Regions from separate parts of the Homo sapiens genome. Here region 1 is linked to region 2. A link is a loop called in an ENCODE intact Hi-C map of the cell type or tissue named here. Cell type or tissue: gastrocnemius medialis. All regions are shown on one strand. Links, peaks and the distances in the headings refer to the core of each region. The heading gives the core; the rest is flanking DNA. Region 1 overlaps LOC101927108 (a long non-coding RNA gene). Region 2 has its middle 33 kb from the start of LINC01504.

Region 1 (9,988 bases), core at 730-8,729, 230 kb before region 2:
TGTACCACTGTGCTCCAGCCTGGGCAACAGAGGGAGACCCTGTCTCAAAAAAAAAATAATAATAATAATAATAGTAAATAAATAAATAAAATGAAAGATAATGGTTGTTCTCGTGATCTGACACTCTCAACCCCACCCTCCAGCTCATTGCCTCCAGACCAATAACTATGGTCAGGTCTCAGCATAACCCAAAAAGGAAGGTTTAATATCTGCTATAGTAGAAATAGGTATTCACCAAAATAACTACAGAACTTGGCATGCAAAATATGTACTGTCTGGAACCAGCGGAGCATGTGCAGGAATGGTTTTGAGAGTACTGGGTTAGGGGAGGGTGGAAGAGCAAAATATAAAGCTGATTAGGGGAGAGTGAAATAACACTGGAATGCTCTTTCATGATTCAGGATTAAATGTTCTAGCAAGGAAACATGAAGCTGGTCCAACGTGCTGCTGGGATGGCTCCTTGAAGCTTGAACATGATGACCTTCAGCAAAGGAGGTGGAGATGTACAGAGGAGGAGGTTAGTAGGCTCAGAGAAGACGGCGTGATAGAATGGATTTATTGCATAAGACTACTTATTGCCGACTAGGTTTTCAAAGAGGGCCCAGGGGTACTCTTTTTATCAAAGAGATAAGGAATGTGCTGGTGAGGGGCGCCAGAATCACTGACAGCTCAGGGGTGTCTGTCCTCTGTAGGTTAGGGCTGATAATCTTAGGTGGTATTGCAAAACTGATCTCTTTTCTGGTGTCAATGGGAACAGTAAGATTTCAGAATGACAGAGACCAGTGGCAGTGCTTAAGCATCTGCATCAGATGCATGGAGACAAAATTATCATAATTAACAGTAAGCGTGGAGTGTCAAGTAGAGCACCTTGACCTGCAAGAGTCTATAATGATGGTTCACAGAGTTTGGTGTTCTTAGAGGTGAGGCAGATGGGTAGCCAACTAGGGTGATGCTTGAGTTATAGCCAGAAAAAAAAAAAAAGAAATGATGAGAGAAAGACTGATGTTAGTTACCACTATAAATTCTCTCTATCCTTGTTTTCATATTCGAGTAATTTTCAGACCCAAAGTCCACTTAGAAGGGACTATGGGGCTGGGCGCGGTGGCTCACGCCTGTAATCCCAGCACTTTGGGAGGCCAAGGCGGGCAGATCACGAGGTCAGGAGATTGAGACCATCCTGGCTAACACGGTGAAACCCCGTCTCTACTAAAAATACAAAAAATTAGCTGGGCATGGTGGCGGGCGCCTGTACTCCCAGCTACTCGGGAGGCTGAGGCAGGAGAATGGCGTGAACCTGGGAGGCAGAGTTTGCAGTGAGCCGAGATCGTGCCACTGCACTCCAGCCTGGGCGACAGCATGAGACTCCATCTCAAAAAAAAAAAAAAAAAAAAAAAAAGGACTGTGGGTCCTTGGAGGGAGGATTCTACAGCTCTCCAGCAAGTATATATAATACGTGGTCCTCTAATTCTCCCCCAAACAGAACTACATGCTGGGGAAGTTTCTATTGTGAACCCTGTCTAGGGCTGTTGGATACAGGATTTCAGCTGCAAAGTTTAAAGGAGAGCCATCATATCCCTGTTCAATTCAATTGCACGACCCCTGTAAAAACCAAATGGGCTGTAGCAATAAAGGTGGACTACCATAGATTTATACAAATGGCCCCAATTATAGCTGCTCCACTATATGTGGCATCTTTACTGTAACAGGTCTGGTACTTGGTATTTGGTTATTAACCTGGAGAATACTTTTCCCCCCATTCTGTCAGTAAAGGTGAGCAAAAGAGTTCACATTAATGTGGGAAGTATAGTAATGTACCTTCACTGAATTGGATCAAGGTTGTATTAAGCATCCTAATTTCTGAAATAAAATAGTCTTCATGATCCTTGATCATCTTGACATTTTGCAGCATATCATGATGGTCTGTTACCTCATTGATATTATGTTAATTGGATCTGGGGAACAGAAAGTAGCAAAGACTGTGGATGTTCTAGTTAGACATATGGGGTCCAAGATAAAATGAAAAAGATTCAGGGGGCTGCTGTATTGGTGAAGTTATTAGGGGCCCAGTTGTTAGAGATATGCTGGGACACCCACATATCTCCAGGAGAGAAAGAAATCATAGCATCGTGTACCCTCCACCACAAAGAGGATTAGTGGTTGTTCAGCATCTTTGGATTTCAGATGCAGCCAATTTTGAGTGGAGACCAGGGCAAGAAAGGACTTTATAGCAGGTTAGAGTCGTGCTGCAGTCTGCCCTGAGTCTTGTGCTAAATGACCCAGCAGGCCTAATGGTGCTAGAGGTACCCATGGTGGAAAGGATGCTGCTCAGTCTCCGGCAAGCTCCAATAGGGGAGGCACAGCAGAGACCCACAGTATTCTGGATACAGTCATGCCTTCTGAAGCAGAGAACCATGCACTATAGGAAAAGAAGCTCGATGAGGGTTATTGTGCCATTGTAGAGACTGAGTATCTAACTATAGGTTGTCAAGTGGCGATGAGAATGGAGATGCTCACCACGGATGGGGCATCGTCATAACCACTGAATCATAAGGAACTTTCGTAATTTATTGTATGATGAAAAATCGTTCATAAGGATCAGGCCCAAGCAGCTCCAGAGGGTATGTCACTTTTGTGGCACTAATGCCTCTTCCTCAGTTCACACACATGGCCTTACAACAGCTTCTGGATGATCCAGTGGTGGAAGAGGAAAACTCTTGCATCTGGTTCACAGATGGTTTGGCTTAGCATATGAAGGGAAGGAGAAAATGGACAGTTGCCACATTATAGTCTCATTCAGTATTGACCTTAAGGACAGAGTGTGGGGGAAATCCTCTCAGTGGACAGAGCTGCAACCGGCACACTTGGTTGTTCACTGTGTATGGAAGAAGTGGCCCGAGATTCAGATATGCATAGACTTCCGGCTAGGGGAGGATGGCATGGTTTGTTGACCAAGGGTGTGAAACTAGCAATATTAGAAGATTGGTGACATGTGGATTGCTATAGTACAGATGTTTGTGTCTCCTGAAAATTCACATGTTAAAACCCAGCGTCCAAGGTCATGGTATGAGAAGGTGGGGCCTTTGGGAAGTGATTAGGTAATGAAGGGGATTAGTGCCTTTATAAAAGAGACCCCAGAGAACTGGCTAGCCCTTTCTATCATGTGAGGACACAGTAAGAAGCCAACATCTGTGAACCAGGCAGCAAGTCCTCACAAGAAACGAGTTCCTGGGTTAGGTGTTTTCCATAAGGTACTTTTTTTTTTTTTTTTATAGAGTCTCACTCTGTTGCCCAGGCTGGGGTACAGTGGCATAATCTCGGCTCACTGCAACCTCCGTCTCCCAGGTTCAAGCAATCCTCCCAACTCAACCTCCCAAGTAGCCAGGATTACAAGCATGCACCACCACACCTGGCTAATTTATTTTTATTTTCATTTTTAGTAGACACAGGGTTTCACCAGTTTGGCCAGGCTTGTCTCCAACTCCTGACCTCAAGTGATCCGCCGGCTTTGGTCTCCCAAAGTGCTGGGATTACAGGCATGAGCCAACGCGTCTGGCCTTTCATAAGGCATTTTATTTAATTATCAGAACAATTACATGAGTAAATATTACAATCACAACAATGTTGATGAGAGAAGTTAGGCAACTTGCCAAGCTAGTCAGCTGGGTGGCTAGGATAGAATCCAGCTGTGGTCCTCAACAGTGCAAACACAATTCCCACTTGTTTTTTGAACTTAAGAGCTATGTAGCCTACTGGGTCAGGTGAATTTACTAGGACTCAGGAATCATCTTCCCTCATCTTCACTCCTTATTTTTTAACCTACATTTTACACTTTGTCCTCCTCAGTCAGACTGCTAACCTCCTTCACAGGCCGTGTTATTGAGTAGCTAGGATTACAAGCGCTCACCTCCATGCCCAGCTAAATTTTGTTTTTTGGTAGAGATGGGATCTCGCTATGTTGCCCAGGCTGGTCTCGAACTCCTGGGCTCAAGCGATCCTCCCGCCTCAGCCTCCCAAAGTGCTGGGATTACAGGACTTAAAGAGACAGTAAGTAGAACATCTTGGCCTGATAGGTCCAGGAAAAGAGCCAGGGCAACTATCAGCTTGGACTGTAGAGTGCAGTTACCACAATTGGCCACCAGATGGCAGAAGCACTCAGGGAATCGCGTCGGGAAGGCAAAGGATGTGCTGAAGGGCTTAGGGGAAGCCTCAGGCCCGAGATCCAGAGGTTAGCGCGTTCTCAGCAGGGAGGGCCAGTTGTTCAGGTAAATATAATTCAGACAGCTAGAATATGGGATGCGCTGGTGAGATTCAAACAGGCCCACTTTGGTTCTACCAGAAAGAGAAATAGGGAGAGTGAGCTGGAGATGGGATCATTGCAACAGAACGTTTCAAATGCTCAAGATCAAAACACAACATAAATAAGCTGGGAAACAGGCTGGATGCGCTCTGCAGGCAGGATGAGAACGAGAACGGGTGATTGGCATTCGAAGACAAGGTTGAGCTGTGAGTGAAATTCAGGGTAGGCTGAGCATCCAGAAGGGAGTGAACCTTGGTTATGCCTGGGACCATCTGCCCCATAGATGACCGTGTAGCGGACCGTATTTCATAGAAATGGCCCTAAACACATTTTGGGTCATATGTTTCCCAGAAGCTTAGTACTTCCCCGACAAGGGGTAGAGTCTAGGTACTCTCCCTGTGAGCCTGGGCAGGGCTTCCTGACTGCCTCAACTAACAGAGCACAGTGAAAGTGACATATATGACTTTCAAGACTCAGTCATAAACACGGTGCAGTTTCTGTACGGCTTCCTCTCTCTCAGGACCCTCACTTAAAAACCCCGAGCTACCATGTGAGGAGCCAGGCTACCTGGAAGCTGCCATGTTAGAAACGATGTGGAAGGATCACATATGTTGGGGCTCAGAAAATAATACCCCAAAATGGAGACCTCAGAAGCAGAAGTTTTTCTCTGTCACTCTCCTGCCCTCCTATCTCTCAGTCACATTCTCCCCTGAGGCCAGCCAAGGAAACGAACATCCCTCTTCCCCAACATGGGTTACAGCAGCGGTCCCCAGTCTTTTTGGCACCAGGGACCGGGACTAGTTTCATGGAAGACAATTTTCCCACGGAGTGAGGTGGGGATGGTTTCAGGATGAAACTGTTCCATCTCAGACTATTAGGCATTATGTAGATTCTCATAAGGAGCACGCGACCTAGATCCCTCCCATGTGCAGTTCACAATAGGGTTTGGCCTCCTGCGACAATCTAATGCCACCACTGATCTGACAAGAGGCAGAGCTCAGGCGCTAATGCCTGATCACCCACACTCACCTCCTGCTGTGTGGCCCGGTTCCTAACAGGCCATGGACCAGTATCGGTCAGTGGCCCTGGCATTGGGGACCCCTGGGTTATGTGAAACCAGAACTCCTTTTCCCTAAAGCTAGTCATAAAACCTAAAAATATTACTCTAATCTACCCCTCTGCCTTTCTGTATAAAAACTGGCCATAAAGAAATTATTTGGCTTATCTTGTTTGACTCTTGGTCATAAGACCCCCATTTCAGAGATGATCCTGCCCCATATACAGAAGGAAAGAATACTGCACAGAGAAGCCAAGAAGAATCTAGACAGACAGGCCTTACTCAGTCTATCGGCATTAGATCATTCCATTTTTGTCTAATCATATTTCCACATAGTCCATACTGTATTGGACCTAAGCAATAAAATGGACAATGTCCCCTGTATTTTTGAATCTTCATTCTAAAGGCTCCCACTATAATAATAGTCCTATACATAAAATAGTATGTATATGATTACCAAGAAATATAAAAATATTTTTAAAAGATATAATACATGTGCTTCTTTAATAATGTATTAAATAAGATAAAGTGTTGCCTATAATAACTACTGTAACTTTCAAGTGTTGGTGAGCATAAATGATATTTGGAGGTATCTGCACAACTGTGATAAAACAAACTTATTGGCCGGGTGTGGTGGCTCACACCTGTAATCCCAGCACTTTAGGAGGCTGAGGCGGGCAGACCACGAGGTCAGCAGATCGAGACCATCCTGGCTAACACAGTGAAACCCCGTCTCTACTAAAAATGCAAAAAATTAGCTGGGCATGGTGGCGGGTGCCTGTAGTCCCAGCTACTCGGGAGGCTGAGGCAGGAGAATGGCGTGAACCAGGGAGGTGGAGCTTGCAGTGAGCCGAGATTGCACCACTGCACTCCAGCCTGGGCTACAGAGCGAGACTCTGTCTCAACAACAAACAAAAACCCAAAAACAAACTTATTGCTATTTTTTTGGTAACAAAGTCACAGGTACTTCTAATATTTTCATGGCTTGCTGCTTTTATGCATTATGGAAGGAAAAGCTATGTTTCAGTTAGAAATGGGCGAAAATAAAGGAATAGTATTTTTTTTTCCCATCAAAGTTCATGGACAACTTCCCCTACATTCCCCAACTCCCACTGTTGAGAACCATGGGAAGCGGGTGCTTGCAAGGATCTCAGGGAATATTAACCAAGCCTGTCTTTGCAGACGGTGGAAGGGAAGGGAGTGACATTTGGTCCTTGCCCAAGGTCACATGGCTCTTTGGTGGCAAGGCATTTCCCTAAGTGTTCCCCTGCTCCTTTCCATTGTCTTTTCATTCTCCTTCCAGTACATCTGTCTGCTTCTCTCTTTCTCCATGGCTTTTTCTTCTTCTATGACTCTTCCTAGTCATAAAATGAAATGGAGATCTTTAAAACCAAAGCCATGTGTACACTCACTGCTTTCTCATTCTTATCCACAATTCCAGAGTTTTTTTATTGGGCCTCATTGTTCTCATTTACATCCTGTGACTTTTCACATGAGCCCTCTGCTTAGATCATAAATCCGTGTACATTCCTATATCTCACCCCAAGAACACGCTGCACTCTTGGTGGTGCACTCTTTTTTTTTTTCCATGTGTCTACATTAGCGTCTCTTTCACGTGCGGTCTGAGAACTACTTTTAGCAGAATCACCTGGCCCTCTGCCCAGCCTCATGACTACATGGGGGTGGGTGTTGAAAACTTGCATTTTATTAAGCTTCACTGACTGGTCTAATGGCTCTGAATGTTTGCGAAACACAGACCTGAGTCCTGCCCTTCCTGAAGGGCCACACTAGTTCCACCGACACTAGTTATTCTTTTTTTTTTTTTTTTTGAGACAGAGTCTCGCTCTGTCACCCAGGCTGGAGTGCAGTAGCGCGATCTTGGCTCACTGCAAGCTCTGCCTCCCGAGTTCACCCCATTCTCCTGCCTCAGCCTCCCAAGCAGCTGGGACTACAGGCACCTGCCACCACACCCAGCTACTTTTTTTGTATTTTTAGTAGAGACAGGGTTTCACCATGTTAGCCAGGATGGTCTCGATCTCCTGACCTTGTGATCCGCACACCTTGGCCTCCCAAAATGCTGGGATTACACACATGAGCCACCGCGCCCGGCCGATATAGCCTCTTCTAACCACAAGAGCCTCACTCCCCCTGGAGACTCCTACTTTTAGTATTGCTGCTTCTTGTATCCTATCCTGTTAGCATGATTCAAACGTTAAAGCCAAGAGGAAGAAGGAAGAGAATGAGGTGATGAATACTGGTCATGTACCGGATATTCTGCAAGGCTCAGTGACGCACTGTTGACCATGTTTCACAAGTAAGAAAATTAAAGTTTAAAATGTTGGGTAATGTGTTCAGGGTCACACAGTTAATAAACGGTGGAATTAAACTGCTAGCCTTGGTCTTTTTTTTTGTTTGTGCTCCAGTGCCTCTGTTCTCATGACACAGACTTTATTCAACATATCCTCAGGGTTGAGGCATAGCATCTTTGCATTTGCTGCATCTCAAAATATGTTCCTTTTTTTGCAATCATCTGGAATTGATCCTTCACAGATTTCTTTCTCATTTTCTACCCACTCCCTTTAATGTATGTCCTGCTAAAAGTTCTGTCGTGGTCTCTTCTCTTTTCTCACTCTTCATTCTAACCTCATTTTTTGCACCTATGTGCCAGATGCCTGAATCTATCTCAAGCCAGGATTTCCCTGTTGAGCTTCAAACCCATATGCCCCAATGCCTAGTGTCAGTTCCATAGGGACTAAAATCCAACTAGCCGGACTTTGTTCCTTGGCCTCACTTCCAAGCACCTTTTCTTACCAACCACTTCAGCTGCGGTAGCAGATTCTGTGGGAAGCCTCTTTCAACATGTTCTCCAGCCTGTATTTGGTGGACCTCCCCAGTGCAGAGGCTCCCATGATCCTTTTCTATTCTACCCCTTAATTTCTCAGGGCCCCAGGGCTTAGTCCTAATCCCTCTTTCCTTCACTCATTCCTTAGGTGGTCTCATTGAGTTTAAAGGCGTTTTCAAGCGTAGATTTTACTGATGGATCTCAAATATCTCTCTCTCCAGCCAGATCTCTCCCCTGGGCTTCAAACTTGCATATCCTATCACACATTAGCCATCTTCATAGGGGCGTCTAATCAGTGTTGCACACTTAATATGTCCAAAGAGAATACTGAGGTCCCTGCTGCCTGCTGTGCTCACCTTGCATGTGGTGCTTGACTGACCCTCCCAGCCCTTTCAGGTTTCTGCTCATAGACGCCTTGCTCTGCCCACCTGTCTCAAATAGACACCCACCATCACCCTAACCCACTTAATTTTATTTCCATAACATTTGCTTTCTGAAATTAGGTGATTTATGGTTTCTTGTCTCATTCTTCCACTGTAAGATCTCTGAGAGCAAGGACATGTTCACTGCTGCCCCCTGGTACCTAGCAGGGTTCTTGTACATAGGAAGCGCAAGCAGTATTTCTTACTTTTTGATGCTCACTGCCACTTTTCTAGCACAGGCCATTATTTCTCACCTGGCTTGCTGCAAAAGTCTAAATGCTTTCTTTGCTCCAGTTCCAATTATTTTCCAAGCTGAAGCCCATGTGATCTTTTGAAAACACAGAACTGTTTGTCTGCTGCCCTTTTCAGACCTTTCAGGGAGGTTCTGTCTTAGTTTGGTTGGACCTTCTGTCTCAAGCAACAGAAATGCCTGAGCTTGCTCAGGCAATATGAATTTTCTTTTTCAGCTCAGCATGGTCTTGGTCTCTCCCTGTGGTCACCAGACATGCCACGATTCTCTTGTACCTCAAAGGCCCTGGCGTACGTGGACCTCTCTATTTAGAAGCTGTATTATTCAGGGTTCTCCAGGGAGATAAGACTGATAGATGTGTGTGCATATATAGAGAGAGGGAGAGATATTTATTCTAAGGACTTGGCTCACATGATTGTGGAGGATGGGAAGTCCAAAGTCTGCAGGGTAGGCAGACAGGTTGGAGACGCAGAGAAGCACTGCAGTTTAAGTCTGAAGGCAGTCAGCTGGCAGAATTCCTTCTTTCTCAGGGAGGCAGTCATTTTTCTCTTAAGGCTTTCAACTGAATGAGGTCTCCCACCTTATGATGGGTAATTGGCTTTACTCAAAGTCTACTCATTTAAATGTTAATCTCATCTAAAAAATATCTTCACAGAGACATCTAGAATAATGTTTGACCAGACCTGGATATTGTGGCCTAGTCAAGTTGACACATCAGAAAACCTTTTCCCTCCAACCTCCGAACTCTTCTGGTTAATTTCTTTCAGATATTGGCTTAGATACCTCCTTTGAGAGCCTTTTATGACAACATGGGGGTAGGTGTCTCTTTTTTTTTTTTTTTTTTTTTGAGATGGAGTTTCACTCTTGTTGCCGAGGCTGGAGTGCAGTGGTGTGAGCTCAGCTCACTGCAACCTCCACCTCCCGGGTTCAAGTGATTCTCCTGCCTCAACCTCTTGAGTAGTTGGGATTACAAGCATGCACCACCATGCCTCGCTAATTTTTGTATTTTTAGTAGAGACAAGGTTTCACCATTTGGTCAGGCTGGTCTTGAACTCCTGACCTCAAGTGATCCACCTGCCTCGGCCTCCCAAAGTGTTGGGATTACAGGTGTGAGCTACCC
Region 2 (9,988 bases), core at 651-8,650:
ACAATTCAAGTTGAGATTTGGGTGGGGACACAGCCAAACCATATCACCAAGGTAACATATTTTGGGGTACTGTGTCCAGAACCCCATTAATAGTTCATGACAAAGTTTGTCTGAGTGCGGTGCTGACTTCTTGTCTCCTATTTTGTGATCAAAGTTGATCTTCCCTGGTTGATCAAACTCCTGGGGAGGGGATTGATGACAACTGAGTTCCTTTTGGAGTTTCTATCTTTAGGCAAATAAGAGGAGTTCAAAGAAAGCTTCTCCTTGCATTTGCTACTTTTCAAGTGCTTTCCGCTCAAACTAATCCCTATGCCAGAGAGACATGTTTTAGAGTGGCATATTCTGCCATCTTTGTTCCCTGTTGCACAGATCAGGAAACAGGTTCAGAAAGGCTACACCACTAGTAAGCAGAAGATTCAACCCAAGCTTAGCCACGCCCAAAGCCCAGGTTCTTTGCATGCCACTCCACTGCCCCCCAGTAAGTCAAGACATTTCACCAGCTGAGATTTTTATGCTAATTTGGAACTTTCCATAAAGTATCATATTATCATTCTGTATCTTTACAGTAAAGTTCAAATGATTTAAAAATCACCATAAACAAAATTGAAAAACAATTGACAATTTGGGCTAAAAATACAGTTCATATCACAGAGTAATTTTTTTTCTTTTTTTTTTTTGAGACAGAGTCTCGCTCTCACTTACGCTGGAGTGCAGTGGCATGATCTTGTCTCACTGCAACCTCTGCCTCCCAGGTTCAAGCGATTCTCCTGCCTCAGCCTCCTGAGTAGCTGGGATTACAGGAGAGCACCACCACGCCTGGCTAATTTTTGTATTTTTAGCAGAGACGGGATTTCACCATGTTGGTCAGGCTGATCTCGAACTCCTGACCTCGTGATCCGCCCACCTTGGCCTCCCAAAGTGCTGGGATTACAGGCGTGAGCCACCGCACCCAGCCGTAATTTTGTAAATGTCTAATATCTGTAACTCATAAGAAAATGTCCAATGTTTTTAAAAATTGGTCAAAGAATATGAATAGAGTGTTCACGGAAGAGGAAATACAACTGATTCTTAATAGATAATGATGTTCATTTCCACTAATAATAAGAGATTTTTAAATTAAAAAGGGAACTACCAATTTTCAGCCATCAGTTTGTTAAACTCCTAAAATGATAATCTCATAATTGGAAGAAACATATTCCCTCATATGCTGCCAGTGAGACTGTAAATTGGAACAATCTCTGAAACGGGAAATTTGGTAACAACTCTCAAAAATAAAGATATTCATGTCCTTCACAAGCCCCCAGTAGAAATGGGAAAAGTTCCCTTGTCCCCCTCGTAAGGCATGTTATGGGGATGTGGCTTGCTTCTTCAGTGCCCTGCTGCTCAAACCTCTAGAGGAGCATACAGAATGGCAGGCTGTGGGGCTGCAACCCCACTGCAGTGTCTAGGGGTGAATGTTTACGACTCCTAAGAAGCCCCAGTGGCGTGTGTTACAGGGTGCCCTTTTAGCTTTGCTCTTTTAATTTCACCGTCTGTAGGTGGCTTGTGTTAACCAGCTTAGTTAAACTCTACTTTGTCACAAGCACAGAAAGCTTTCTGTATCCTGGTTTCTTGCCTTGGTGTACTGGAGGAATCAGATCACACCTGGGCTTGGAGAATGAGTGCAAGGTTTTACTGAGTGGAGGTAACTTGGGGGAAGTCAGAAGGGGATATAGTGGGAAGGTTTTCCCCTGGAGTCGGACTGCTCAGCAGCCTGGGCTCTCCTCTGACTGCCCCAGCAAAACTCCTCATTGTTCTGTTGGTGACTGTTGGTACATTCCTCTTGACATCCAGCCACCCATGCGTTCCTCCATCTATGTGCTCAACATCCAGCAGCTTGTATGTCTGTCTTGCTAGGGTCTCGGGTTTTTATAGACACAGGATGGGGGTGTGGCAGGCCAGGGTGGTCTTGGGAAATGCAACATTTGGGCAGGAAATGCCTGTCCTCATCTAGGTCTGTGGGGGTGGAGTCCTAGACAGGGACCATGCCCTCCTCTACCCAGCACTTCCTTTCCTTGCTTTCATATCATTTAAAGGCATCATGCTCTTTCCTTCCCAGTACTTCCATATCACACTGAGGAATTTAGTCTATACACAAACACAAGAATATTTTCGTAACTATAATAGCAAAAAATTGGGAGTGACCTAAAAGTACACCAACAAGGCACTGGTTAAATACCATGCAGTGGCTGGGCACAGTGGCTCATGCCTGTAATCCCAGCACTTTGGGAGGCCAAGGTGGGCGGATCACTTGAGGCCAGGAGTTCAAGACCAGTCTGGCCAGTATGCTGAAACCCCGTCTCGACTAAAAACACAAAAATTAGTTGGGTGTGGTGTCACATGCCTATAATCCCAGCTACTTGGGAAGCTGAGGTAGGAGAATCGCTTGAACCTAGGAGGTGGAGTTTTCAGTCAGCCAAGATCATGCCACTGCACTCCAGCCTGGGTAACAGAGGGAGACTCTATCTTGAAAAAAAATAACAATAATAATAATTAATTTTAAAAAGATTTTTGGCAGGGTGCAGTGGCTCACGCCTATAATCCCAGCACTTTGGGAGGCCGAGGTGGGCAGATTACCAGAAATCGGGAGTTCTAGACCAGCCTGACCAACATGGAGAAACTCTACTAAAAATACAAAATTAGCCAGGTGTGGTGGCACATGCCTTTAATCCCAGCTACTCAGGAGGCTGAGGCAGGAGAATCACTTGAACCCAGGAGGCGGAGGTTGCGGTGAGCTAAGATCCTGCCATTGCACTCCAGACTGGGCAAGAAGAGTGAAACTCCGTCTCAAAAAAAAATAAAAAGTTTTTTAAAAATACCATGTAGTACTACGTAGTTATTTAAAATTTCCCAAAGCAGTAGCCTTTGGAGAGAGTAGCAGGGAAACTTACATTTCGCAGCATTCTCTTTTGTATGTGTACCATTTAACTTTTGTACTGAATGTATGTATTGCTTAATTTTAAAAATACATATATTATTTTATTTATTTTTTGAGGCAGGGTCTCACTCTGTTGCCCAGGCTAGAATGCAGTGGTGCAATCATGGCTCACTGCGGCCTCAACCTCCTATGCTCAAGCGATCCTCCCACCTCAGCCTCCTGAGTAGCTGGGATTGCAGACATGTGTCACCATGCCCAGATAATTATTTTTTGCTTTTTCTGTAGAAATGGGGTCTTGCTATGTTGCCCAGGCTGGTCTCACATTCCTGGGCTCAAGTGATCCTCCTGCCTCAGTCTCTGAAAGTGCTGGATTACAGGCATGAGCCACTGCGCCTGGCCAAATATATGAATTTTTAAAAATGAAAAGTAAAACTAAGATTGAAGTAGTAACAATTGCCAACACTTAATGTGGTGGTTATTCTATAGGCCAAACATTGTTCCAAGAGATTTATTGGATCAACTCATAAAATTTTCACAAAAATTAAATGGGAAAGATCTATTACTATTTTAATCGCACAAAGAGAGAAACCAAGGTCCACAGAAGTTAAATAATTAGGTTGGATTCCAGGCCAAATAAAGGACATTAGTGGGACAATTGGAAAGATTTGAATAATGTTTGTTGATTAGATCAGGGATCTGCAAGCTTTCTTTGTAAAGGGCCAGAGAGTAACTATTTTAGGCTCTGTAGACCAAACGGTGAGAGAACCTTGGCAGGTCTCTGTCACAAGCAGTAAATTCTGCATGTGCAGCACAAAAGCAGGCACAGACGTGTGAACAAATGAGCATGCTGAGTTCTGATAAATCTAGTGTATGAACATTGAAACGTGAATATCATATAACTTTCATGTGTTAAATAGTGCTTAACTGGCTGGGTGCGGTGGCTCATGCCTGTCATTCCAGCACTTTGGGAGGCCGAGGCCGCTGGATCACTTGAGGTCAGGAGTTCGAGACCAGCCTGGCCAACGTGATGAAACCCCATCTCTACAAAAATTAGCTGGGCATGGTGTCACACGCCTGTAATCTCAGCTACTCAGGAGGCTGAGGCATGAGAATCGTTTGAACCCAGGAGGCGGAGGTTGCAGTGAGCCGACATCGTGCCACTGCACTGCAGTCTGGGCAACAGAGCAAGAAGAAAGAAAAGAAAGAAGGAAGGAAGGAGAGAGAAAAGAAAGAGAAAGAGAGAAAGAAAAAGAAAAGAAAAAAAGGAAAGAAAGAAAGAAAGGAAAGAAGGAAGGAAAGAAAGAGCTTAACTATCTAAAAGCATTCTTACCTAGGGCGCCCTGCAAAAATAGATGGTGGGCTGGATTTGACTGAGTTTCAGGCCAAAACTTGCTACCCCCTGGGTAAGATAACGGTATTGGTCATCGCACTCTGGTTATGTAAGAGAATGTCCTTGTTTTCAGAAAATACTACACACGAAAATATTTACAGTGAAAACGTCATTCTGTTTCTAACTTGTCTGCCAAGTGGTTGTCTGGCCTCCGCTTGCACAGCTCCCTTGATGAGGAACTCATTTTATTAAGTGGCTTATTTTCTTACAGGACAACATAAAAAATTATTTACCAGATAAAAAATATATATGCTTCCATGTGAGACAAATGCTAGAATAAATACAATTATTTTAAAGTGAATGAAATTGGTCTTTTGATAACAAGACTAAAAAATTGGCGTTTTTCAAGTGCAAGGTGAGATTGCAAGCAGGCCAGCCAATGTTTAACTAGTACTCCACCTAGTGGCCAAAGCTTGAATGAACGACTGTGGAATGACCAGTCTCCCTCCAAAAGGGCCAAGGGCAGAGGAAAAAATAAGTTAAATTAACTTTATTTTGACAACCAGTAGAATAGAAATTCATGATTTTAAATGTACAAAACAAGTAGTGATTATTTTTCTAGCAAGAAACTGGATGTATTTTTTCTTATGTGAGGAAAATAATTTCCTAGGTTGAACCCAAATTCTACAATAGATCAGTTGTAAATAAAATTATATTCTCAATGAAAACAAATATTGCTTACTTAATTCCTTCGTGAAGACAATTTTACAAGGAAAAAACCACAAAATTATGAACTTCCAAATGGCTTGCTTGAATCACCTCAGCTCCTTAAGATAAAAGGCAAAGATTTGTCCATTGGAAAGCTATCTCTAACTTGTGGAAATACGAGAAAATAATGAATGTCCATGAACATATTAAAGTTAACTTAGGAAGTTTCAATGTAATTCAAAGCATTTTACATATTCACCAAATATGAAATTCAACAACACTGCTTACAGTTGGCCAATTATTTTAGATTCCTATGGACACATACATGATTCAAACCACACAGCTTGCTCTAGCTTATATAAACCAACTACAAGTTAATGGGCATCACCCCTCTTCCAGGATTACATAGTCAGGTGAAATCATCAGCGGGGAAATTGGGCAGATGGTGCTATAATGGTTCCATGACAGATGTTAAGAGTCAAGGCTTGGAAATCTAGAATCTCAGGTTTGGAAGGGCACTCTAAAGATCACCTTGCTTGGCCAGCTGACTGATCTTTGAATCCCTTTTTTGACATTTTCAGCAATGAATATTCAATCTCGTTTAAGCCCTGAGAGTGATGGGCAGCTCAAGACTATGTCCCAAGGTTCTTTCCATTCTTGCCAAGTTGGAAAATCTCTTGAGTAGCCAGAATTGTTCTTGCAGACTTTCACCTCTAACCCGCTGATACGCCTTTCAAGAGCAAGTCTACCATGTCTGCTTATGAAAGTCTTCACATATTTGAAGAAAACTACTATGTCCCACTGAAGCATTTAAAAAAATCTGGATGAAGTATTTTTAGTTCTTCATATCTCACTGTTTTATTATCTACTTAAACCTTTCATTCTTTTCCACATTGGTCTCTTAAGTCATTCATCTACTCATCAATTTTTTCATTAGTATTTATAGATCCAACTGTTGGAGTTTTCTTCTACCTCTATTGAATTGCATGTTCCTAAAGTAAGTCCATCCTTTTAACCCACTGAAGTCTTCGGATCCAGAATTTTTCTATGCTCACTAGATTTGTATCATTTCAAGTTTAAGTCTATCTCTGTTCATCCATAGGGAGCAGTCACTAGAATTTTCCCAAGCTTTATTTAATCCTCATAACAACCTGTTATTAAGTGAAGATATCTTGAAAGTGATAGTGATTGACAGTCAGGCAATAGTTAATCCATTTTATAGAGAAAATAAAAAGCAGGCGGCCAAGTGAGTCATTCAAAGATGGTGTCCAATGGACCATGACTCTCAGTTTTCATGCCTACTCCCAGTGTGGTCCTCTTTTACATTAAACCTGGGCTTGACCTGTGGCTCAACTGGTAACACTGTCTAGGTTGAATGTGATTTTTTTTTTTTTTTTGAGATGGAGTCTCGCTCTGTCGCCCAGGCTGGAGTGCAGTGGCGTGATCTTGGCTTGCTGCAACCTCCGCCTCCGGGGTTCAAGCAATTTTCCTGCCTCAGTCTCCCGAATAGCTGGGAATACAGGCACATGCCACCATGCCCGGCTAATTCTCTGTGTGTGTGTGTGTGTGTGTGTGTGTGTGTGTGTGTGTGTGTGTGTGTAGTTTCAGTAGTAGAGATGGGGTTTCACTGTGTTAGCCAGGATGGTCTCGATCTCCTGACCTCATGATCTACCTGCCTTGGCCTCCCAAGAGTGTGATTTTTAATTGCCTTTTGAGTCAAATCATTCAGCTGGTAATAGATGAAACTTATGTTCTCCTTGCTAAGAAATGATGAACACAACCACAATACTAAACAATGGTATGAATGAAGCAGAATTGGGAATTATTTTGTGGGCAAAATGTAAATTAGAGCACATCTGAATGTTTTATTCAATCACAATATATCCCAATGTTAAACTTAGAAAGTGAATAAAGCATATTAAATTGATTTGTCTCTGCAAATTTTAGAGCGTATGACTAGATTTGTACATATCTGAAGAGTCATTAACAGTGCCAATCAATCCAATTATATACATTTTACAGGCATCTTGCTGTGAAAATAATTGAACACAACTATTTTGCTTCCCTAAAATTATTATATCTTTAAGTCAATAAATATATTTTCACATTTTAAATTCATGGGGACTTTTTTTCTGCCCATAAAGAGAAGAGATTAATAAATATATTGATAATCCTTGGAAGGAATTTGTCTTTAAGGGGAAAAAAGCTATCTGATTTGCCTCTATTTTATTTGAAGACAGAGCTGAGTTTGCCTGAAGGCATGTAGAAATTTACAGCTTCTGGATCAAAGAGAGGTCATGATGTAATCAGGACTGTTTGATGCAAGTAACAGCAACTGACCAGGGCTATCCAAAATCAGCTCTCCACTTCCAGAGGACGTGCCAGTACTGAATGCCTCTTCTATCGCTGGGTACCATAACCATGTGGTACACGGTGAAAGATGCTAACTGCCCTTCAACTCTGGTCCCTGGGCATTGGATTAACCAGCTTGGGTCATGTGCTCCCACCTCCATGATGGGCGTGAAGGAGGAAGACTTCATCCTGATATTCTTTGGTAAGAGTTGAGGTACCACATCCCACGGACACCACACAAGGTGGAGGATTCTTGCAAATTAAAAAAGGGGGGTTGGATGTGGGGACAGCCTGAATTAAAATAAAAGCTGGTTACAATATTCATCTCTACAGTGCCGGTGGTTTTGACTTAACGGCCCTGCTCTGACCTGCATCTCCCAGAACAACATTTTTTTTCTTCACATGAACTGTCCTGCCCCAGTGTTTCTTCCTGCCCAAGCCTGTCCCATTATATTACCTAAGTATTCATGATTCATCACTAACTCTTCCTCTACCCCGCACCACCCCCTCCACCACCACCACTACTATCTCCTTCCACTTCCAGTTGGATTTTTCTCCCCAAGTCATGGGAAATTCATCACTGGTATATGAAGAAGGAAGCACAAGAATGGGAAGGAGTGAGGCAGGGGCTATCTGCAGAGGAGAGTTCTTGTTCTTACTGGCAAGGCTGAAGCAGGAGAGATATGTGTTCTAATGCTCATGATAGGAAATCTGGGTGCAGGTCACTGCAGCTCTCAGCTCCTGCAGTGCAGCCACTGCCTGCCCCATCAGCTTCCCAGACCATGTCCAACCTCGAGCGCACCTTTATCTCCATGAAGCCACACGGTGTGCGGTGGGGCCTGCTGGGCAATGTCATGAGGCACTTTGAGCTGAAGGGATTCCACCTTTGGGCCTCTGAGGAACACCTGAAGCAGCTCTACCCTGACCTGAAAGACTGTCCATTCCTCCCTGGGCTGGTGAAGTACATGAACTCATGGCCATGGAGGAGGGACTGAGTGTAGTGGAGACAGGCCGAGTGATGCTTGGGAGACCAATCCAACGGATTCTAAGCCAGGCACCAGTGGCGGGGACTTCTGCATTCAGGTTGGCAGGGACATCATTCATGGCAGTGACTCAGTAAAAAGTGCTGAAAAATAAATCAGCCTATGGTTTATGGCTCCATGTCCCCAAATACCCTCAGCCCTGGGAAACCAAGACAGTTGATGGCACTACATATTTCCAAGGTCAGAGTCTGTGGGTGGGAAAAACTTAACCTGAAGAGCTGGTTGATTACAAGTCTTGTGCTTATGACTGGGCCTATGAACAAGAGGTGGACACAGCAGCGGTCTTCTTCAGCACTGCTTGGAGTGTCCCTGGACATGGTTCTTCATTCCATTGACTTGGAAGCAACAGGATTGATCATTCTTTTCTAAAGAATATTTACCAATAAAGCCTTTGGAAACTGGAAACAAACAAATAAACAAACAAAAAGGAATCTGAATGCATATGTGATGTAAATGGGTCAAAGATGGGCCCTGTTTCTTGGTCCTCATGTGTTGAACTTCTTCGCAGCAGGCTAGGACCATGAACTCGAAGCCTGCCAGCACCAATTCAAATTTTTACACATATTACTTTAAATATAGCCCCAATAAGCCTATTTTTAGACCATTAGAGCCTGACTTCTTTGCACACCCCACAAAACTGCACCCAACACCTGTTAACCATATATAAGATACATTCTGTAGCTACTAAAAACCCCAACAGACCTGCTGCTCTTCAGAACTCTGACCCAGAGGCTCCCCACCTTGCTGCTGAGTGACACTGCCTAGACCCGTGTACCTCCTCTCCCATTTCCCTCTCCACTCAGTGCTCTCTTTCCCTCTTCCCTTCCAGGTGGTGGCCCCATGCCTGCAGCTCTCTCTAGATCAGCTCTTGGTAGGAAGAACACCCTTTCTTTCTTATGCAACCTTGTCACAGCACTATCAAATAAGCTTGTTGTGCAATATTGCCATCTCATCTTTTCCTTAATCAGTCCTGAAATTTACAAACTTACCACAGTACCTATCTTATCTTAACCATGATCCAGGACTAAATTTCAGCTATATCAAGGATTAATTAGGCTTCTGGAAACATAACCATCAGAAATATGTAGTGTCATCAACTGTCTTGGTTTCCCAGGACTGAGGGTATTTGGGGACACGGAAATTTTAGTACTAGAACTGGGAAGGGGCGCAGGCAAACCACAATGAATTGATCACCCTAGGAATAACTGTTTCTAATAACTGTTTCTTATAACTGCACCCCCAATTACTGATTTCAAGTCAACTTAGTGAGAACCTTTGGAGACAGACTGTTGGAAAGTATCTGTGCTCACTTTACTCAATGCAATCCAGCTTTTAAGTAGGGCCGGCTATGTGTATCTTAATATGATTTTCAACAGCTTCCCCTGGAAATCTTTATGTTCAGTAATATTTTACACAGACCAAAACTGGGATACCAAGGACGTCAAGAGAATATTCATGACTTGGCTAAGAGTCAAAGAAAGATTTTATGGTGACCCAAGAAAAGAGTCAATAAATAGCCAGTCTTTCTTTAGAAATTGTTCTTTAAAAGCTTGATTATTTCTGGTTTCTGGTCAAAATTTACTCCAGGAAGACTAGACAGGCCATGCTGGCCAAAAGCCCAATTGTCAGGGCAGCTGC

Evidence for each region. Hi-C counts contacts between places; a loop is a spot of excess contacts. Peaks named below come from ENCODE experiments on the same cell type or tissue, not always from the same donor. Only the 100,000 strongest peaks of a DNase experiment are listed, where the experiment ranks them.
Region 1: a loop joins it to region 2, with 22 times the contacts of the local background. A loop is called at or near these places in 105 of 110 quality-filtered maps.

The regions. Positions count from the first base shown.
Region 1 is chr9:72,035,003-72,044,990 of GRCh38, forward strand. It overlaps LOC101927108 (a long non-coding RNA gene), which reads left to right. Exons shown (of 5, transcript XR_001746719.1): 2 at 402-517. Among named protein-coding and RNA genes, the nearest start is that of C9orf57, 21 kb to the right of the region's middle. In gastrocnemius medialis, for the core only: a CTCF peak has its summit at 4,136 (motif pointing right); DNase peaks (open chromatin) are centred at 4,129 and 7,029.
Region 2 is chr9:72,267,364-72,277,351 of GRCh38, forward strand. It overlaps the pseudogene LOC100289320. Among named protein-coding and RNA genes, the nearest start is that of LINC01504, 33 kb to the right of the region's middle. In gastrocnemius medialis, for the core only: a CTCF peak has its summit at 4,705 (motif pointing left); no DNase peak of the experiment used is centred there.